2 separate regions of the Homo sapiens genome follow, and region 1 is linked to region 2. Evidence: chromatin loops called from intact Hi-C (ENCODE). Cell type or tissue: B cell. All regions are shown on one strand. Links, peaks and the distances in the headings refer to the core of each region. The heading gives the core; the rest is flanking DNA.

Region 1 (9,574 bases), core at 485-8,484, 180 kb before region 2:
TTCCCCATCCAGGGGTAATCTGGCGAACTAATCTGAGCTGTTAATGACTGATAGTGGCCAGTGTTATCTTGCTGGACACTTGCACTCCAGCAGGGATATTTTAAAGAATGGGCCTGGTAGAACACTCAGGTTCCATGAGAAGCTGCTGAAGGAGTCCTGATGCAGAGGGACCTCTCCTGCTGTTCTCCACACCACAACTCCCAGTCTGTGTGCCTCAGTAGTCCATTATGTCCTGCCCCAAAGGCAAAGGCCACTGCTGCTCCTGCCAGTGTGCGTCTTCCCTTCTTCACCCCCATCTCACCAGCCCAGACTTTGAGAATGGTCATTCGAATCCAGGGTTTCTCAACTTGGGCACTATGGATATTTGGAGCTGGATAATTCTGTTGTGGGGGAGTGGTGGGTCTGTCCTATGCATTATAGAATGTAGATGCCAGTAGATCCTCCCTGCCAGTCACGGCAATAAAAATTGCCTGCAAACATTGCCAGGTGTCCCTCGGGGTCGGGGCAACGCCATTGGTTCTCCTGGTTGAGAATCAACGTTCTGAGCCTACAAATTCCAATAGGCATCCCTGTAAGAAGAGCTAGCCACCATGAAATGTGTATCATTCACTACTTTAAATGTCTACCAGTGGAGTGTGGCAAAGCAAACTGACATGTAACCATCTGAAAGACCATTTTCTAAATGAAAGATCTTTGACATTGCGTAAACATCCCTACTCAAAAACAACTTTGAGGGAAAAAATGTCCAATATGAATATAGAAGCAAAATAAAATATTCATAACTTAAAAATCACATTAAAATAGCAGACTACAAAATGTATATGCACAGTGATTACAACTCTGTAAATGTTATACATCCATTTAAAAAGGACTAATCAAACATCTAATTGGATGAGACGACAGGATTATGAGTAAGTCACTCCTTTTACTAAAACTTTTGTTAACATGTGGGTAATTAACATAAAGCAAAGAACATGTATATTTCACAGTAATTTGCATCAATTGTAATTAGATGCAATTACCCTAAAATAGTCTATGTTTCTTTAGCCATTGTAGTCAGCAAAGGAGGAGGAGCACCTATGAACATCAAATACATGTTTTGCTTCTCGTTTGCTCCCTTGGTCTTCGCTTGGGGGAAACACTCCCTTCAGAGGAGAGACCAACTCCATCAGGCATCTCCTGAGGTCCTAGGAGTAGGGCTGGGAGAGGACAGCTGCTGGATAGACATTTGTTGACCTGAACTCACCTCCAATTTCCGTGTGGTGGTTTGAGGGTTACCACTTGAAGTATAATGGGTTTCTGTGTAGGAAGGAGCAAAAAGTTGCCTGCAAAAAATAAAAAGAGACATTTATATCATAAGTGGATGAACTCCACCCTCCTAGCAACAACGAGTGATTTTAACTGAACCAGGCAGGACTATCCCAAGCATCTCCATACAAAAGAAACTAGGCAGCCACAAGGGGCTAAGGAACAAAAAGGAAAACCATAAGTTTGTTATTAATTTTATATTTAATGTAAATTAAATATAATTTATCATCACTATGGGAACATCACTCCAACTAGATGGAATTGACAGAACTAAAGCAATGATCTTAATATTTGTCTGGGTCCTGGGAAAACAGACATGCAAACACATGCAAAATTTCCCGGGGCCTATGAACCCTGTTGTGTACCGTGGTTGATTTTTCCAGCACTGGATCTACCAATTTTTAGTATCAGCAGACCAATTTTTCTTTAAGGGAATAACTCTTCCCTGATGCATATTTTGGTGAGATTGTCAATCAAGGTGTCCTACTTGGCCCTGGCCAAGGGGTGACCTGTATTTCAAGCGAAGCCAGTGGAGAGATACTGCCAGGTCTGAACAGATGGAAGCAATGCATCTGTTCTTCTGTTCCTGCTACAAGGGTTCCCTAAGCTTCCGTTGCCTGCCCTTTCGGACACTTAGTGGTTCCGATTTCCTGAGACCTGGTAATTCTATGTTACTCTTCCAATAAATTCCTTTTTTTCTTTTCTAAACTTGGACATTGGTTTCTCTCACCACAGACCCCTTGAAGTACAGGTTAAGAATCCCCTCACCAAAGGCCAGGCAACTTCAAGAAATGTTCTTAGAATTTTCTCTAAAAATTAAAAGAAAAATATAAGAGTCAAATGGATGTTTCAACTATTAATAGTTCAGCCACATTAAAGGCAGAATTGATCTACAGAAAGTCAAGGTCAGCCAGGTGTGGTGGCTCACACCTGTAATCCCAGCACTTTGGGAGACTGAGGTGGGCAGATCACCTGAGGTCAGGAGTTCAAGACCAGCCTGGTTAACATGGTGAAACCCCATCTCTACTAAAATTACAAAAATTAGCCAGGTGTGGTAGCAGGTGCCTAGCTGGGAGGCTGAGGCAGGAGAACTGCTTGAACCTGGGGGGTGGAGGTTGCAGCGAGCCGAGATCACGTCATTGCACTCCAGCCTAGGTGACAAGAGCGAGACTCTGTCTCAAAAAAAAAAAAAAAAAGAGAGAGAGAAACAAATGCCCTTTGTTGATGGTGATTATCTCAGGGGTTGCAGAAGATGTTTACAATATAAGTTGCATATTTCTGAAGTTGGTTGACTTTTAAATTAACTGTCAGAGAGGTGTTTTGAAAACTGAAATTTTAATTTAAAACTGCTCTTAAAAAGAAGAAAATGTAGGCTGAGGCCAGCACAGAAAGCCAAAGGAATCTGCAGGGATAACCCAGGTTTTGAAAGAGGTGACATTTCCCAGCAAGAGAGGGTCATCGCAGAGGGTCTCTAGAATTCCTCTAGAGTCACTTCCAGCTCTAAGTTCTGGGATCGCTCAGATTTCCCTCCATCCCCAGTGTGTGGTCAGAAGGCAAATGCCACAAGAATTGTCTCCTGTACTATGTCAAGGCCTTCAACTTCTCGCCTTGGACAAGAAGAAAAGAAGCCCAACAGGAAAATGTAAAAATAAAGCAAAGCACAAACCCCAGCTTTGTGAAGAGAAATTCTCATTCACATGGAAACTTTGGGTCAGTGGCTAACCTGCCAGAATCTGTCTCCCAGTCCTTTCTCTTTCTCCTTAGCATCTAACTAGTCCAAGATTTGAGGGAGGAGTCACCCATTTGCCTGAGGGAGAAAAGCTGTAAGCCTCATGAGGGCAGAGGCCAAGCAGTTTTGCTCACTGGTTTATGTCAGTGCTTAACATTTGTTCAATGAGAAAACCACTTAACTAGTTACCGAATGAATGGATGGATGAGTAGTTCAGTGTACTAGCAGCTTAGAGCATGGTCTGGAGACTGGAAAACTGAAGTTTTGATTCCAGCTCTGACATTCACTGCCTCTACGGCCGTGAACAAGTACATGTATGTCTCTGAACCTTTGTTTCCTCTTACACAAAAAAGAGGATGATATACTCATTTGATAGGGCTGTGATGAGGATCAAACAACATAATAAATGTAGCAGACTTAATGCCATGCCTGGCACAAAGTGGAGCTGGGTAAAAGTTAGTGATAATCATTATTGCTTTCAACAGGGATTATGACAGAAGAACCCAGAAAGTTTCTCTCTCTAACTTTCCCCAGCCATGAACTCTCCAGTACATCACTTAAGAGAGGTGGTAAAACGCAATGTGCTCATTCCTGCAGCCCATTTCCTGGGTTTGCTTTCACAGACTGCGCCATGTACAGCTGGTCAGGAGTTCAGAGTTTAATAGTTCATTCCAGGTGCCAGTGGGGAAGTGTGAATTTTCCCACAGAAAATGCACTCCTGGTAAAAATATTCTCAGCCTCTTCTGAGACTTAGCAAGGGGGGAGAAATCATTCACCCAGTGACATTACCCCATCATCACAGGCCTCTCTGACCCTCAGCACTGAAAGGAACCCTAGAAATCATGTAGTCAAACCCCAATTACACTGTGAGCTCCCCAAAAACAGGGACCTTGTGTCTTTGAAGTCTTCTCCCCGGCCCCCAGCACCTAGCAAGCAGGCAGTACATGTGCATTCTGTGAATGAGTGAATAAACTCGCAAACGAATGAATGAACCTTTTATCTCGTGTAGGAATCTGCCAAATGGCTATTCACCACTGGACACCTCCAGGGAGAGGCTACTCCTGAGACTACCCACTCCATTTCTGACCACATACAGTAGTTTAATGTTTTACTCCGGATTAAAAACTACACCTCTGTCACTGGCACCCACAGGCCTTCATTCTGGCCTCTGAATCTACATAAAACAATCCGCTTTCATTTTCCACCTAATCACCCTTTCTGAAGCAGCAATATCAGCATCATCTAGAAACTAGTTAAAAATGCAAATTGCCAGGCTCCACCCAGACTCATGAATCAGACAGAAACTCTAGGGTTAGGGCCAGCCATCTGTTTGAACAACTCTGCAGCTCCCCCAAGCTAGGTCCACATACGCCCATGTGTCCAGGTGCTGCTCTCAGAACCAAAGGACGCTGCTGTCCCACAGAGAGGAGGGCACATGGTCACTGAGCAGCCCGGCCCAGCCCAGCTGCCCCATTCTCTGACCACATCTTGTTCTCATCTCCTCCCTGACGAGGGGCTGGCTCAGCAGACCGGCAGGAAGCCGTCTCTCACCATTGGATTGCATTAGGATTTTCAGGAAACGACTTGTGAGTGATGTGCATCCAGGAAGAGAAAGGACTGTGCAAGATTTCCCATTCCGCCCACTCCTTTTTTCTAGCTTTAAAAGAAAAGCAATTTCTGTTCTACCCTGCTGCCCCCTGCTCTGTCTGCTCTGTGCTCAGGAGCCCACGGACAGGCAGAAATCAGTAGGACACTCTGCCATGTCTCGGCACCATCATAATAATAGCCAGCACTAGAGTTGAGCAAAATCTGGGTCATTTAGATTCCAAAGTCCCTGAGCAAAACCTGCATCTTCAGACTCCCACCTAGGAAAATAAGCTACCCCCAAATACCGGACATAAAACATTAGGTCACTCTCTAGGGAAGAAGAACTGGAACCTGTACAAGCAGCCAGGCCCTGAAAGTACACTGCAGCCTGAAAACAGCTCAGACCCGTCTTTCCTAAGGCTCAGAAGCTTCAAACTCAGGACAATTCCTTTAAGTTCTATTTATCGTCAGACAAATTTCAAATGCCTCTCTAGGCTAAACCACCCTCTAGAGAGGAAGGAGCAGTGACACTAAAATGAATTTGCAAAACATCTTCTGGGAGCTCAAACCTTCTTCCTCCTGCTTCAGATAAGCAAACCAGTGAAGATAAAGTGATAACAATTTCCCATTTACCTTGAAAAACACCCTCTGCAGACGAGCTCAGCATAGGCGAGCATCACTCTGCTCATCTCAGTAGCAAGTTTTGCTGACACCTCCTTTCTCTGGGCCTTTCTCTATCTAATTCTTCCAAGAGTCTCCAGGCATTTATACCCTGATGATGCCTTGGGAGGTCCACTTTTCTGGTCTCTCTTATTTCACCTGGAGGGTCTTCATCCTGCCTATGTTAGTAATAATGTTCTCACCATGCGACTTAGCCCAACAACTGCACAACACCTGGAAAGACTGTTCAAAAATACACAATCCCCTCCCTTTTCTAGGGAAGGATTAAGAAATCTGTATTTTTAATAGTTTTTTTTTTTTCAGGTGATTTATGTTTTCGGGTTCTGGGAATTATTCTACTCCATTTGAGCAATTTTAACATTTTTAATTCTTTTTTTTATTTCTAGCCTCCTAATCACCTTCCAAAAGTCTAAAGATGGTGCTAACCCAGCATAGAGGGAAAGTCGGAATGCTTTGGTTTAAGCAGCAGCTGCACTAGGCAACTGCCCTTCCAAAGCCTGGAAATGAAGCAAAAGATGACTATGGTTCCTCTCAATGTCACACAAGCGTACAGCCAGGGCTGGGTGCAATGGCTCACGCCTCTAATCCCAGGACTTTGGGAGGCCGAGGCAGGTGGATCACACGAGGCCAGGAGTTCCAGACCAGCCTGGACAACAGGGCGAAAGCCCGTCTCTACAAAAAAAAATAGCCAGGTGTGGTGGCGCGCACCTGTAATCCCAGCTACTCAGGAGGCTGAGGCAGGAGAATCGCTTGAACTCGGGAGGCGGAAGCTGCAGTAAGCTGACATTGCACCACTGCACTCCAGCCTGAGTGACAGAGCCAGATTCTGTCTCAAAACATTAAATTAAAAAACACTAAGGGAGCACAGCCAAGCCTTAGACTCTCAGAGGCCTGTCTACGGTTCTCTGGACTTTATGGGAAGAGTGTGGCTTTGAAAGATGTACTATTTACAATTAATTAGGACAGCCCTTGTTCCACTCTGTAAAATCAGATGTTAACTTGTAAAAACTTAATAAGATACAACAGAAATGCAAATATTTCCATCTAGTAGAAAAGATAACCCCAAAGGTTATGATTTTACAGCCCCTAGGATATTAACTAGTTTTGTGTCTAATTTAGCAATCTTATCTCAGCATTCCTTTTTTCACTATTAAATACACACACACCGCCACACAAATACGTCTTAGTTTCCCTTATCCAATTTTAAACCAGTTTTATCATCTTGCTGGTTAGCCCATTAATTAGATAAATAAAACTTCGAGAAGTGCTCACTATGTATTTGTATAAAAATTGTTTTCACGTGAGCCACATAAACCCCCTCCATTTTCTAGACTGCAAAATGAACAGACTAATAATCACCATCAGTATCACAGCGATGCTGAGGATCAAATGAGAAAATACATTCAAATCCTAGCTCTTATAAGTCGTGTGAATTCAGACTGGTCAGTAACTTCTCCGTGCCTATGGTTTCTCATCATAAAATGAGGAGAATGACAAAATCTACTTCACAGTGCCCCTGTAAGATGTTAGAATAGTGCCTGGCATATAGGAAGATCATATGAACAAATGTGAAAGAATTATTTGTAAAGTAGAAAGTATTTGTGCTTTACAAATATTGCTATCATTTTCTCCAGCACTAGCTATATATACACGTGGCAAAATCTTGATCATTGTTAAATCTAGGTAATGGGCATCTGAGGTTTATAATACTAGTCTCTCTCCTTCTGGGTTTGTAAATTTTGACAATATTTTTTAACTGGCTAGGTGATACGGTGCAAGTCACAAACTACTCAGCCTCAGTTTCCCTTTCTATCAAGCAGAAATGGCAATGCCCAGGACAGACAGGTACTGGAAAGTGTCTCTGAAAAGCAGAGTGCTATTCTAATGTCATGGCCTGCACTAGTCTAGATTTGGGACAAAATAAATTCAGTGAGTATTGTTTTGTTTTCTAAGATGCTGAAAGAAAAGCAGGGAAGAGACAGCCAGAGCTGCTTCAGAACCAAGATTTCTACATCAGTACTCATTCCACCTCTGACTCCAAAGGAATGGAAACAAACCAACGTGCCAAAGGCATGGCCCTAAAGCCAAATAAGGGACTGATGAGTCCAGGGGGCTGCAAGCAGACACATTCCTTTATGAGGGAACAGAAAGGCGAAGGAAGGGGGAACTTTGGAGGTTGCTCCTAGAGTAAAAAATTGGGACCTCCTCCTATCCCAGGGACTCCCTTGAATAAGCACCATCGTTGCCAGAGGACCAGCTTTGGAAGCAACACTCCGAAGGCAAAAATGGCGCCATCCAGAAGCCTGGCAAAAGGCCAATGCTACTCAGTATGTTTTCTTTAACTTCCTATTAAGGAAGTTTCCAAACAATGCGTTAAGTCAACACTCCCTTTCACCAACCACTTCCCACGACATCTTCTCCCAGTCCGCACAAGACCTGGCACCCTTCCGACCAGTTTCTGGTCCTGTGTTTTGCTTTTACATTATATACCAAAGGATGTTTGGATGAGCACCACTGACTCCTTTGGCCAGCAGGGTCTTTACTTAATCCTCTTCAGGCCTCCCTCGTGGCTGCCTCTGTGAAGATGGGTAACCTCTCTGCACAAATAGAGCTGACTTCTTGAGATCAGACAACTTAACTGGCAGGGACCTGCGGGGCCCTCAAAATGGCTCACCCAAGAAGAGTTCACAAATTTGTTTTCCAGTGTCCCGAATAGCCCATTATGTGTATTTGTTGGAATTAGATAAGAACAGTTCGGGGAAATGAGGTGCTACCTTTAGAATTTCTGAGAAAAATCTAAAAGCGAAAATGGTGAGTAGGAACAACTTCTCTAGCAACCAGTTTTTGGTAAATAACCACAGTGTTGATCAGATTAGCCGATACCACAGAAAACCTGAAGGGAAAGACGAATGTAAGAGGGTATGAGGAAACTGCCATATCATAAAGAAAAACGGTGTGGATAAGACACAGGGGAAATGAAGAGAAGGACCCTCTGAGATCACTGGAGCTGTGAGAATATGCTTAGAAAAAAGGGAATAAGCGGACCACTCCCTGAAACTAACAAACAAACATAAAACAGGTAGGTGAGGACCACAAACCAGCCTGCTAAATGTAGGTGCTTAGCCCTTTTTAAGCTCTGATTAAATATCCCAGTAACTTTCATAAACTTGCCCAATGTTTCTTAGCATACTAAGACACAGACCGCACCCAAAGCATAAGTCAAGGATGTCAGAACTTGGAAAGCCCTCATAGATCATAGTGGATACCTATTGTCAGAGCCTGCCCAGCATCCATGCCACCTTCTTGAGATAAACAGTGGCCCAACTTGCATTTAAAGAAATACTCCCCTCTCGTTGCATTGCTGACTAGGGCACCTGGAGTTGGTCAAGATCCCTGCCCTTGCCTGGCCAAATGAATGCTTCATGATATGCCTGGACAGTCAGATCTCATCTCAGAATTTCAAGATGATAGTACATGAAGGGACCGTCTATTCATTCTAGGATCTCAACCTTTCCAAACCTTAGTTTTTCAACTTTTCCCTCATTCTATGCGTTGCCCCATATCCTTTCCAAAAAGATTGTTTAGGAGAAGCGAGGGTTAGTGTGTAAGTTACAGAGTCTACCGCAATGAAACATTATTTATATACCACCCTCTCTGCCCAACCCTGACCTCCACTTTTACAGATGAAGAATCTGAAAAAAAGCAAAAGCAACTTGCCCAGCATCACACAGTTTTTGTTTCTAAACCCATCATTTCAATAAACTAGAGTAAGCTAAATGTCAGTGGTAGACAAGCCAAGAGTTGGGCCATCCAGACACACCCAGTAGGCAGAGAGAAAGGCTCTTCATGCAATCTCATGAATAACTGCATATTAAGCAGTGTAATGTGGTACAAACTGCAGGCCACCTGGCATCAGGAGGCCAGAGTTTCTCACAGCTTGATTTCGTCACTATTTGCTGGGGGTCCTTGATCAAGACGCAGCACCTTTCTGAGCATCAGGCCTTGCAGGCCCTGCACCTGCAAGTCCACTTGCACCCTCCACAAACATGTATGGAGGTCCGTGATGTGCAGGCACTATGCTAGGGGATGGGGCTTCAGCAGCCAGTGAGGCAGGCCTAGGTTTCCTGCCCCTCTCCTGGCTTGGCACCTGCAGCTCCCAAGTGCTTGGCAAATGCTGACACCATGCAGAGGGCAGGTGTCACTGTCTGGTCCCCAGAAGGCACTGTTTCACAGCTCATCTTCCTTCCTGGAACAGCTGCAAACCAGTGT
Region 2 (9,574 bases), core at 598-8,597:
GTACCTATGGACACAAAAGTTCTTTTTTTTTTTTTTTGTCTTTTGTCTATCTCTTCCATTTAATCAGTCCTGGATATCTGAAATATCAAAATGATTCTCAGTTGGCCCAGACACCTCACACATCATCCAGTGCCCTCACACTTTGAAGGTGCTCAATCAGTGTTTATTCATTGGCTGACCCATGATATAGAAATTCACACTACTCAGGGTTCCTTTCCAAAGTCTTATACAAGCAAAATGTTGTGGCAAAACATTCACCCAACATTACAATTCAAATATTCCAGAAACCTGTAAGCATGCTGTCTTATGATCTCATTATTGGGTCTCAATTTAAGTACTGCTTCCTCAGGGGAAACTTCATGGACTATCCCCAGCCACACCTGCCCCCAGCGCCAGGCCTCCAGCCTGATTCACAACACTTCACACAATTGTCATCAGGTCTGTCTTTCCCAACTGACCGTGTACCCCACCAGGCAGGCAGCATGGCTGTCTTGTTTGCTGTTGCGTGATAGCCTTGGTGCATGGTACATAGAAATAAATCAAGAAATACTTGTTAAATGAATGAGAACATTTGTGGAATTAAATGGAACAAGGTCAAGTGGGACTAGGCAACATACATTTAATTTCCTCTTTCTCTTTTCCTAACATCTTTTTCCAAGCCCTCCATCAACCACATCCTCTGACTTCTGGAACCCCTGTTAAGTAGAGAAAGAATGAGTAGTTAACTTGAACGTGTCCTTTTAAGGACACACAATCAATGACTCTTTAGAAATAAAATCCATTCACCCTGACCTATGTAAGCAATGCCTAAAAAATGCAGGACAAATATAATAATTATAACTCCCTGTAATCATAAACTTATTCTGGAATAATAGTTCTAAATTTTATACCCTTGTATATCCTGGTATGTCCTAATGCTTATATCTGCCTCAAAACCAAGACAGACCTAGGCAGTCATTCCTGGAATCACATACATTACTCCAAGCCAGAAATTAGATTAGAGTGGTTCAGAGGAGAAAGGAGATTTTAGACACAAATTATTCCTTCTTCTTTCCCCTCTTCACCATCCATTATGTAAATTTCATTTACATAATGCAGCTTTTAGCACAAACCAAATGAGTCAGCATCAAGTCAAATGAAAAATGACTTCTATGCCAAAGGAAATTATTTTTCTTTGTGTCAGCCTGCAGTGAGCAAGTGATCTTCTAAGTAACAGAAAATTTATAAAATAAAAATAGAGGTCCAGTTAGGTCATAAATACCTGTTGTGTGAAGATTTTTAATTTATTTTTAATTATGCTAAGATACACAGGATATAAAATTTACCATCTTAACCATTTTAAGTATACAATCCAGTAGTGTTAACTACATTCACATTGTTATGAACCAATCTGCAGAACCCTTTTCACCTTATAAAATAGAAACTCTGTACCCACCAAGTAACACCTCCCTATTCCCTTCTCCCCAACCCCTTGGCAACCACCATTGTACTTTCTGCCTCTATGAATTTGACTACTGTAGGCACCTCATATGAGTGCAATCACACAGCATTTGTCTTTTTGTGACTTGGTTATTTCATGGAGCATAATGTCCTCAAGATTCATTCATGTGGTAGCATGTGTCAGAATTTCATCCCTTGTTAAGGCTGAATAATATTTCATTGTGTATGCATACCACATCTTGCTTATTCACTCATCCATTAATAGACACTTAGGCTCCTTCTTCATTTTAGCTATTGTGAATAAAGCTGCTATGAACATGGCTGTACAAATATCTCTTTGAGACTGTGTTTTCAATTCTTTTGGCTATGTACCCAGAAGTGAAATTGCAGGACCAATGGTAATTCAATTTTTTGTTTGTTTGTTTGTTTGAGATGGAGTCTTGCCCTGGCGCCCAGGCTGGAATGCAGTGGTGCGATATTGGCTCACTGCCACCTTCGCCTCCCGGGTTCAAGCAATTCTCCTGCCCCAGCCTCCTGAGTAGCTGGGATTACAGGCATGCGCCACTGCACCCAGCTAATTTTTGTATTTTTAGTGGAGACGGAGTTTCACTATGTTTGTCAGGCTGGTCTCCAACTCTTGACCTCGTGATCTGCTGGCCTCGGCCTCCCAAAGCGCTGGGATTACAGACATGAGCCACCGCACCCAGCGGTTGTTTTTAATTTTTTTTTTTTAGAGATGGGATCTTGCTATATTGCCCAGGCTGGTCTTGAATTCCTGGGCTGAAGTAGTCTTCCACACACGACCTCCCAAAGCACTGGACTTACAGGTGTGAGCCACCATGCTCAGCCCTATATTTAATTTTTTGAGGAGCTGCTATACTGTTTTCCATAGCAGCTACACCATTTTATATTCCCTGTGTGCAGAATTTTACAAAAGGGTTTGTGAGTTTCAAAGAAATTTAGGGTTTACTTTTCCCCTTCAATAACATTCTTCCTGGGGATTCTCATGGTACTTTGTCTGTGGGAACTCTATGACACCCACCATGTTTTCCCTTGCAGTATAATCGTCTTATCTTCTCCACCTGTCAGAACCCTGAGAGTAGGTAGGATCTAGGTAGAATTCACCTGTAAAGACAGTGATCTGGATGAGTCTCCCAGCTTCCCTGGTTCCCATATATAGTACTGCAGGAAGTTATTGTATCTCTTGTAGGTATCTGATAAGTAAGGAGAATAATGCTTCTCAACAAGGCGGCTGAGAGGATGGGTCTAGAAAATGTATCCTGAGTGCTTAACACAGCACCAGGGACATAGCATGTGCTAACTATTTTATTGGAGCAGGAGAGTGTTGTGGCTAAAAGTGCAGACTTTTAATCCCTATAAGCCTCTGTTTGTTTTCTCATTTGTAAAATGGATTATTCTGAGGATGAAAAAGGATGACCTGTACAAGGTTTATGCAGCATCACATAGCAATTTGCGAGTGCTCAAAAAAATGGCAGTTATCTTTACCATAACCAGTTTCCTGATTCATCTTAGTTCAATATTGATCTATTATGTTTATTCTATCAGTTCATTCAAATATGCCCTGTCAAATCATTCTGGTTCATCCTTAACGGACATTTGGCAGATTTCCTAATCTTCCTGTCACTTTGATAATTTAAAGCTCAGTTTCTGCAGTCCAAATCTGTGATCTCAATTATTATTATTATTATTTTTCAGACAGAGACTTACCCTGTCTCTGTGCGGTGGCACCATCTCAGCTCACTGCAACCTCCACCTACCAAGCTCAAGGGATTCTCCTGCCTCAGCCTTGTCAAGGACAATCCTTGACCTTTCTTGGCTTGTAGATGCATCACTCCAGTCTCTGCTTCCTTCCTCAGGTGCCATTCTTCCTCTCTGTGTGTGTCTCTGTTTTCTTATAAGAAAACCAGTCATAGTGGGCTAAAGGCACATCCTAATGACCCCATTTTAATTGCTTACAGTAGCCAATAGGGCAAAGACCCTACTTCCACATAAAGTTACATCCACAGATATATGGGTTAGGACTTCAACATATTTTAGGAGAGTCACAATTCCACCCAGAACATGTAGAAAAGTTAAAAAAATATATAATGGATACCCATAAAACCACCACTAGATTCAATAGTTGTTAACAGTTTGCCACTTTTGCTTTTACTACCAATCTACTTTTTTACTGTTACTATCTCATCCCTAAATACTTCTTAGTGTGTCTCCTAAGATTAGTCTTTTACACACTACATTATCATACCTGTAAAATTTAAAATTCCCTAGTATCCACTAATAAAGAGTGGCAATAGATTATATTATTACTCAAAAGTATTCACTTTCCTCTTCTCTATGGGAAGATGACACACTCTTCCCCTATAATCTTAGCGCTTGGCCATATTGCTTCAGCAAACATATTGTGAGCAGCAAGATGCACATTGTGCGGTGTAGAAGCTTTTCTAATCATTTCCTGGGTTTTGGGGTAAGACACAGGGATCAAAACAGCTATCAGGAATATAACCATAGTCAACTGGCAGTACAAGTGACTTGAACAGGAAATAAACTTTTGTTTTACAAACCACTAAAACCTAGGGTTGTTTGTAATTGCAGATTTCCCCAGTGAATTTAGAGCTGTTTTTAATGGTTTTTAGGCCAGTATCCAGTCAAGAGTTTTGCATTGTATTTGGTTGTTATGTCTCTTAAATCTCTTATTCTGGAACAGTCCCCACTTACCTTTTCTATTTTTTTTTTTTTTTTTTTTTTTTTGAGACAGTGTTGCTCTGTTGGCCAGGCTGGAGTGCAGTGGCACAATCTTGGCTTGCTGCAAACTCTGCCTCCCAGGTTCAAGCAATTCTCCTCCCTCAGCCTCCTGAATAGCTGGGATTACAGATATGAGCCACCAAGCTGGCTAATTTTTATATTTTCAGTGGAGACAGGGTTTCCCCATCAAGGCCAGGCTTGTTTCCAACTCCTGGCCTCAAGTGATCCACCCGCCTTGGCCTCCCGAAGTGCTAGGATTACAGGCGTGAGCCACCATGCCCAGCCCTCCACTTACCTTTTCTTTCTTCCCTGTTTCTCCTCCTTTTTCATTTTCCTTTTTTCTCCTAGGACACATGTTCAAAGATATTGTTCTTCTTGATAAAATTTACTTTTGAAGAAGCCAAGTCAGTGATCTTACATAATACCCTGCATCCTGAATATGTCTGATTATGTTCTTTTGGCGTGTGTGTTTTTGTTTTGTTTTGTTTTTTTAAGATGGAGTTTTGCTCTTGTCACCCAGGCTGGAGTGCAATGGTGCTATCTTGGCTCACTGCAACCTCTGCCTCCTGGGTTCAAACGATTATCCTGCCTCAGCCTCCCAAGTAGCTAAGATTACAGGCACTATCAATACAATTGCAATACAATTGCAATCAATTATAGTTATTATTTTTATCAATGCCCAAATTATCGCATATTTGGCCAGTGGGAACCCCTTTAAGCTGGCTCATCTTTTTTGAGATACACTCATTAGTCTGAGCATTTCCTTCCTTTCTGGGACAACACAGTGTCCCAGGCTCGCCTAGAATTTCCTCTGCCACAATGTGGAGCCAGCCATTTCTTCAAGGAGTTTATTTTCATTTTCATGGGGAATGGTAATTTGAAGTTAAGATCTGGATGCTTACTGCTTCTGGAGTGTCATTTTATCTCCACCCAATGGACAGAGCTGGGAAATACACTTTATTTTTTTGAGACATTATCTGGATCTGTCGCCCAGGCTGGAGTGCAGTGGTGAGATCTCAACTCACTGCAAGCTCCTCCTCCCTGGTTCAACCGATTCTCATGCCTCAGTCTCCCGAGCAGCTGGGATTTACAAGCATGCCCCACTATGCCAGGCTAATTTTTGTATTTTTAGCTCAGAGTTTCACCACATTGGCCAGGATGGTCTCAATTTCCTGGCCTCAAGCAATCTGCCCGCCTTGGCCTCCCAAAGTGCTGAGGTTACAGGCATGAGCCGCCGCACTGGGCCTGGAAAATACATTTTTAAAAATCATGAATTCAGGGCCGGGCATAGTGGCTCACACCTGTAATCCCAGCGCTTTGGCATGCGGATAGCTTGAGCCCACAAGTTGGAGACCGGCCTGGTTAACATGGGGAAACCCTGTTTTTTCTTTCTTTCTTTTTTTTTTTTTTGCTTTTAAGGAGCGGAGAGTTTAATAGGTAAGAAGGAAGGGAGAAGACAGAAGAAAGAAGCTCCCCCATACAGAGACACAGGGATGGGGGCTCCAAAGCTGAAAGAGGAGGTCCCCACCTGGCAGGGACACCAGCCAGGTATATATGCAGAGGCTGGAGGTGGTGTTTGATTTGCACAGGGCTCAAGGGATTGGTTTGACTAGGCATGACATTCACGTAGCCTGTAAAAAAGCTGACCCTCCCACCCTAGCCTTTTAATATGCAAATGTAGGGCGCCATGATGTTCTACACTCCTGGGGATATTTGGAGGTGGCCATGTTGCCAGGAACATGTGGGGAAAGGGCAGGAAGGCCACAGGAATCTCCATGTTTGGGTGGGCCCACTTTCTAATGGTCAGTATTTGCATATCAAAGGTTGGTGGGCTGCTGCTAAGAGCCAGGGATTTAAGAGAAACTTTTCCAGAGATGCTTTAAAAAACAAAAGCTTCCCTTGGCCAGGCACGGTGGCTCACGCCTGTAATCCCAGCACTTTGGGAAGCCGAGGCGGGAGGATCACGAGGTCAGGAGATAGAGACCATCCTGGCTAACACAGTGAAACCCCGTCTTTACTAAAAATACAAAAAAAAAAAAAAAAAATTAGCCGGGTGTGGTGGTGGGCACCCGTAGTCCCAGCTACTCAGGAGGCTGGGCCAGGAGAATGGGGTGAACCTGAGAGGCGGAGCTTGCAGTGAGCCGAGATTGCGCCACTGCACTCCAGCCTGGGCAACAGAGTGAGACTCTGTCTCAAAAAAAAAAGAAAAAAAGAAAACTTCCCAAGGACCTCTCTTCCTACAACATTCCCCGCTATGGAGATGCCACACTAACTGCTGTTAGAGGGTTTTGGGTTATGGTTCTTTCTGGCTACTTTCTGCTGAAAAGGGGAGTCACATGGGGGAACAGCAGCTAGGGCTCCTCCTGGGGTGGATCTAAGGGTCCTCAGAAGAATGGCATCTCCATGTGTGTTTCAGTTTACAGCACCGTTTGGAGTTTGATTGCTTCTAGGTGAGAAGAAACAATTTGAGTTATAGTATTGAGTATATAGGCTCCAAATATCAATACAAGACATATAAGCAAGAGAGTGCTTAAAAAAGGGGTTAACCAATTCCATAAAGAAGACTGGAATTTATTAAAAAGGGATTGTAGCCACTCAGAGCTGAAGCTGTCATTTTTCCTGAGCCTGTCAATAATTATGATTTGATTTTTTTTTTTTCTGAGATGGAGTTTTGCTGTTGTTGCCCAGGCTGGAGTGCAATGGTGTGATCTCGGCTCACTGCAATCTACGCCTCCCGAGTTCAAACAATTCTCCTGCCTCAGCCTCCTGAGTAGCTGGGATTACAGGTGCGTGCCACCATGCCCGGCTAATTTTTTGTACTTTTAGTAGAAACAGGAATTCACCATGTTGGCCAGGCTGGTCTCGAACTCCTGACCTCAGGTCATCTGCCTGCCTCAGCCTCCCAAAGTGCTGGGATTACAGGCATGAGCTGCCATGCCCAGCTGATTTGATTTTTAAGTACCTGTAGATTTTCCTCTACTTTACTAGCGGTGTTAATCCAAAAGCAGCATGTTTCATTTAAAACTGCATTACTAAACCCCAAAAAAGGCCTAGCAGACTCAGTGATGGTAAAACTTTCATGCTTCCTTTTTGTCAACTATTATCCCTGCTATAAAGATAATAATTAAGCAAAATACTACAGCAATGGAAACTCTCTGTCCAATATTTCAGTTTAAAGATGCTACCATGGGAGGTCTGTTCCAAGATGGCTGAATAGGAACAGCTCTGGTCTGCAGCTCCCAGTGTGATTGACGCAGAAGACGAGTGATTTCCCACTAAGGTACCTGGTTCATCTCTTTGGGACTGGTTGGACAGTGGGTGCAGCCTACAGAGGGAGAGCCGAAGCAGGGTGGGGCGTCACCTCACATGGGAAGCAGAAGGGGTCAGGGGATTTCCCTTTCCTAGCCAAGGGAAGTCATGATAGACTGTACCTGGAAAAACAGGACACTCCCGCCCAAATACTGGGCTCTTCCCATGGTCTTAGCAGCTGGCAGACCAGGAGATTCTCTCCCGTGCCTGGCTCAGTGGGTCCCACCCCCATGGAGCCTTGCTCACTGCTAGCGCAGCAGTCTGAGATCCACCTGCCAGGCTGGAGCCTGGTGCAGGGAGGGGCGTCCGCTATTGCTGAGGCTTGAGTAGGTAAACAAAGTGGCCTGGATGCTCGAACTGGGTGGAGCCCACCACAGCTCAGCAAGGCCTACTGCCTCTATAGAACTCCACCTCTGTGGGCTGGGCATAGCTGAAAAAAAGGCAGCAGAAAATTCTTCAGACTTAAACATCCCTGTCTGACAGCTCTGAAGAGAGCAGTGGTTCTCCCAGCACAGTGTTTGAGTTCTGAGAACAGACAGACTGCCTCCTTGAATGGGTCCATGACGCCCATGTAGCCTAACTGGGAGACACCTCCCAGTAGGGGTCGACAGACTACTCATACAGGTGGGTGACCCTCTGGGACGAAGCTTCCAGAGGAAGGATCAGGCAGCAATATTTGCTGTTCTGTAATATTTGCTGTTCTGCAGCCTCCACTGGTGATATCCAGGCAAACAGGGTCTGGAGTGGCCCTCCAGCAAACTCCAACAGACCTACAGCTGAGGGACCTAACTGTTAGAAGGAAAACTAACAAACAGAAAGGAATAACATCAACATCAACAAAAAGGACATCCACACCAAAAACCCCATCTGTAGATCACCAACATCAAAGACCAAAGGTAGATAAAACCACAAAGATGGGGAGAAACCAGAGCAGAAAAGCTGAAAATTCTAAAACCAGAGTGCCTCTTCTCCTCCACAGGATCGCAGCTCCTTGCTAGCAATAGAACAAAGCTGGATGGAGAATGACTTTGATGAGTTGACAGAAGTAGGCTTCAGAAGGTCGGTAATAACAAACATCTCTGAGCTAAAGGAGCATGTTCTAATCCATTGCAAGGAAGCTAAAAACCTTGAAAAAAGGTTAGACAAATGGCTAACTAGAATAAACAGTGTAAAGAAGATATTAAATGACCTGATGGAGCTGGAAACCATGGCACGAGAACTTCGTGATGCATGCACAAGCTTCAATAGCTGATTCGATCAAGTGGAAGAAAAGATATCAGCGACTGAAGATCAAATTAATGAAATAAAGTGAGCATACAAGATTAGAGGAAAAAAGTAAAAAGAAATGTACAAAGCCTCTGAGAAATATGGGACTATGTGAAAAGACCAAATCCACGTTTGATTGGTGTACCTGAAAGTGATGGGGAGAATGGAACCAAGTTGGAAAACGCTCTTCAGGATATTATCCAGGAGAACTTCCCCAACCTAGCAAAGCAGGCCAACATTCAAATTCAGGAAATACGGAGAACAGCACAAAGATACTCCTCGAGAAGAACAACCCCAAGACACGTAATTGTCAGATTCACCAAGGTTGAAATGAAGGAAAAAATGTTAAGGGCAGCCAGAGAGAAAGGTCAGGTTACCCACAAAGGGAAGCCCATCAGATTAACAGCACATCTCTCAGCAGAAACCCTACAAGCCAGAAAAGAGTGGGGGCCAATATTCAACATTCTTAAAGAAAAGAATTTTCAACCCAGAATTTCATATCCAGCCAAACTAAGCTTCATAAGTGAAGGAGAAATAAAATCCTTTACAGACAAGCAAATGCTGAGAGATTTTGTCACCACTAGGCCTGCTTTACAAGAGCTCCTGAAGGAAACATTAAACATGGAAAGGAACAACTGGTACCAGCCACTGCAAAAACATGCCAAATTGTAAAGACCATCGATGCTATGAAGAAACTGCATCAATTAACAGGCAAAATAACCAGCTAACATAATAATGACAGGATCAAATTCACACATAACAATATTAACTTTAAATGTAAATGGGTTAAATGCCC

What was found. Hi-C counts contacts between places; a loop is a spot of excess contacts. Peaks named below come from ENCODE experiments on the same cell type or tissue, not always from the same donor. Only the 100,000 strongest peaks of a DNase experiment are listed, where the experiment ranks them.
Region 1: a loop joins it to region 2, with 13 times the contacts of the local background. A loop is called at or near these places in 4 of 110 quality-filtered maps.

The regions. Positions count from the first base shown.
Region 1 is chr5:157,536,667-157,546,240 of GRCh38, forward strand. It overlaps ADAM19 (ADAM metallopeptidase domain 19), which reads right to left. Exons shown (of 23, transcript NM_033274.5): 4 at 1,247-1,325. Among named protein-coding and RNA genes, the nearest start is that of ADAM19, 34 kb to the right of the region's middle. RefSeq lists enhancers at 4,111-4,230, 4,371-4,470, 4,881-4,940, 5,101-5,210. In B cell, for the core only: no CTCF peak of the experiment used is centred there; DNase peaks (open chromatin) are centred at 4,305 and 5,175; H3K4me3 peaks cover 1,618 bases; H3K27ac peaks cover 7,233 bases.
Region 2 is chr5:157,713,554-157,723,127 of GRCh38, forward strand. No RefSeq gene overlaps it. Among named protein-coding and RNA genes, the nearest start is that of THG1L, 13 kb to the right of the region's middle. In B cell, for the core only: CTCF peaks have their summits at 5,121 and 5,321; a DNase peak (open chromatin) is centred at 5,138; H3K27ac peaks cover 648 bases.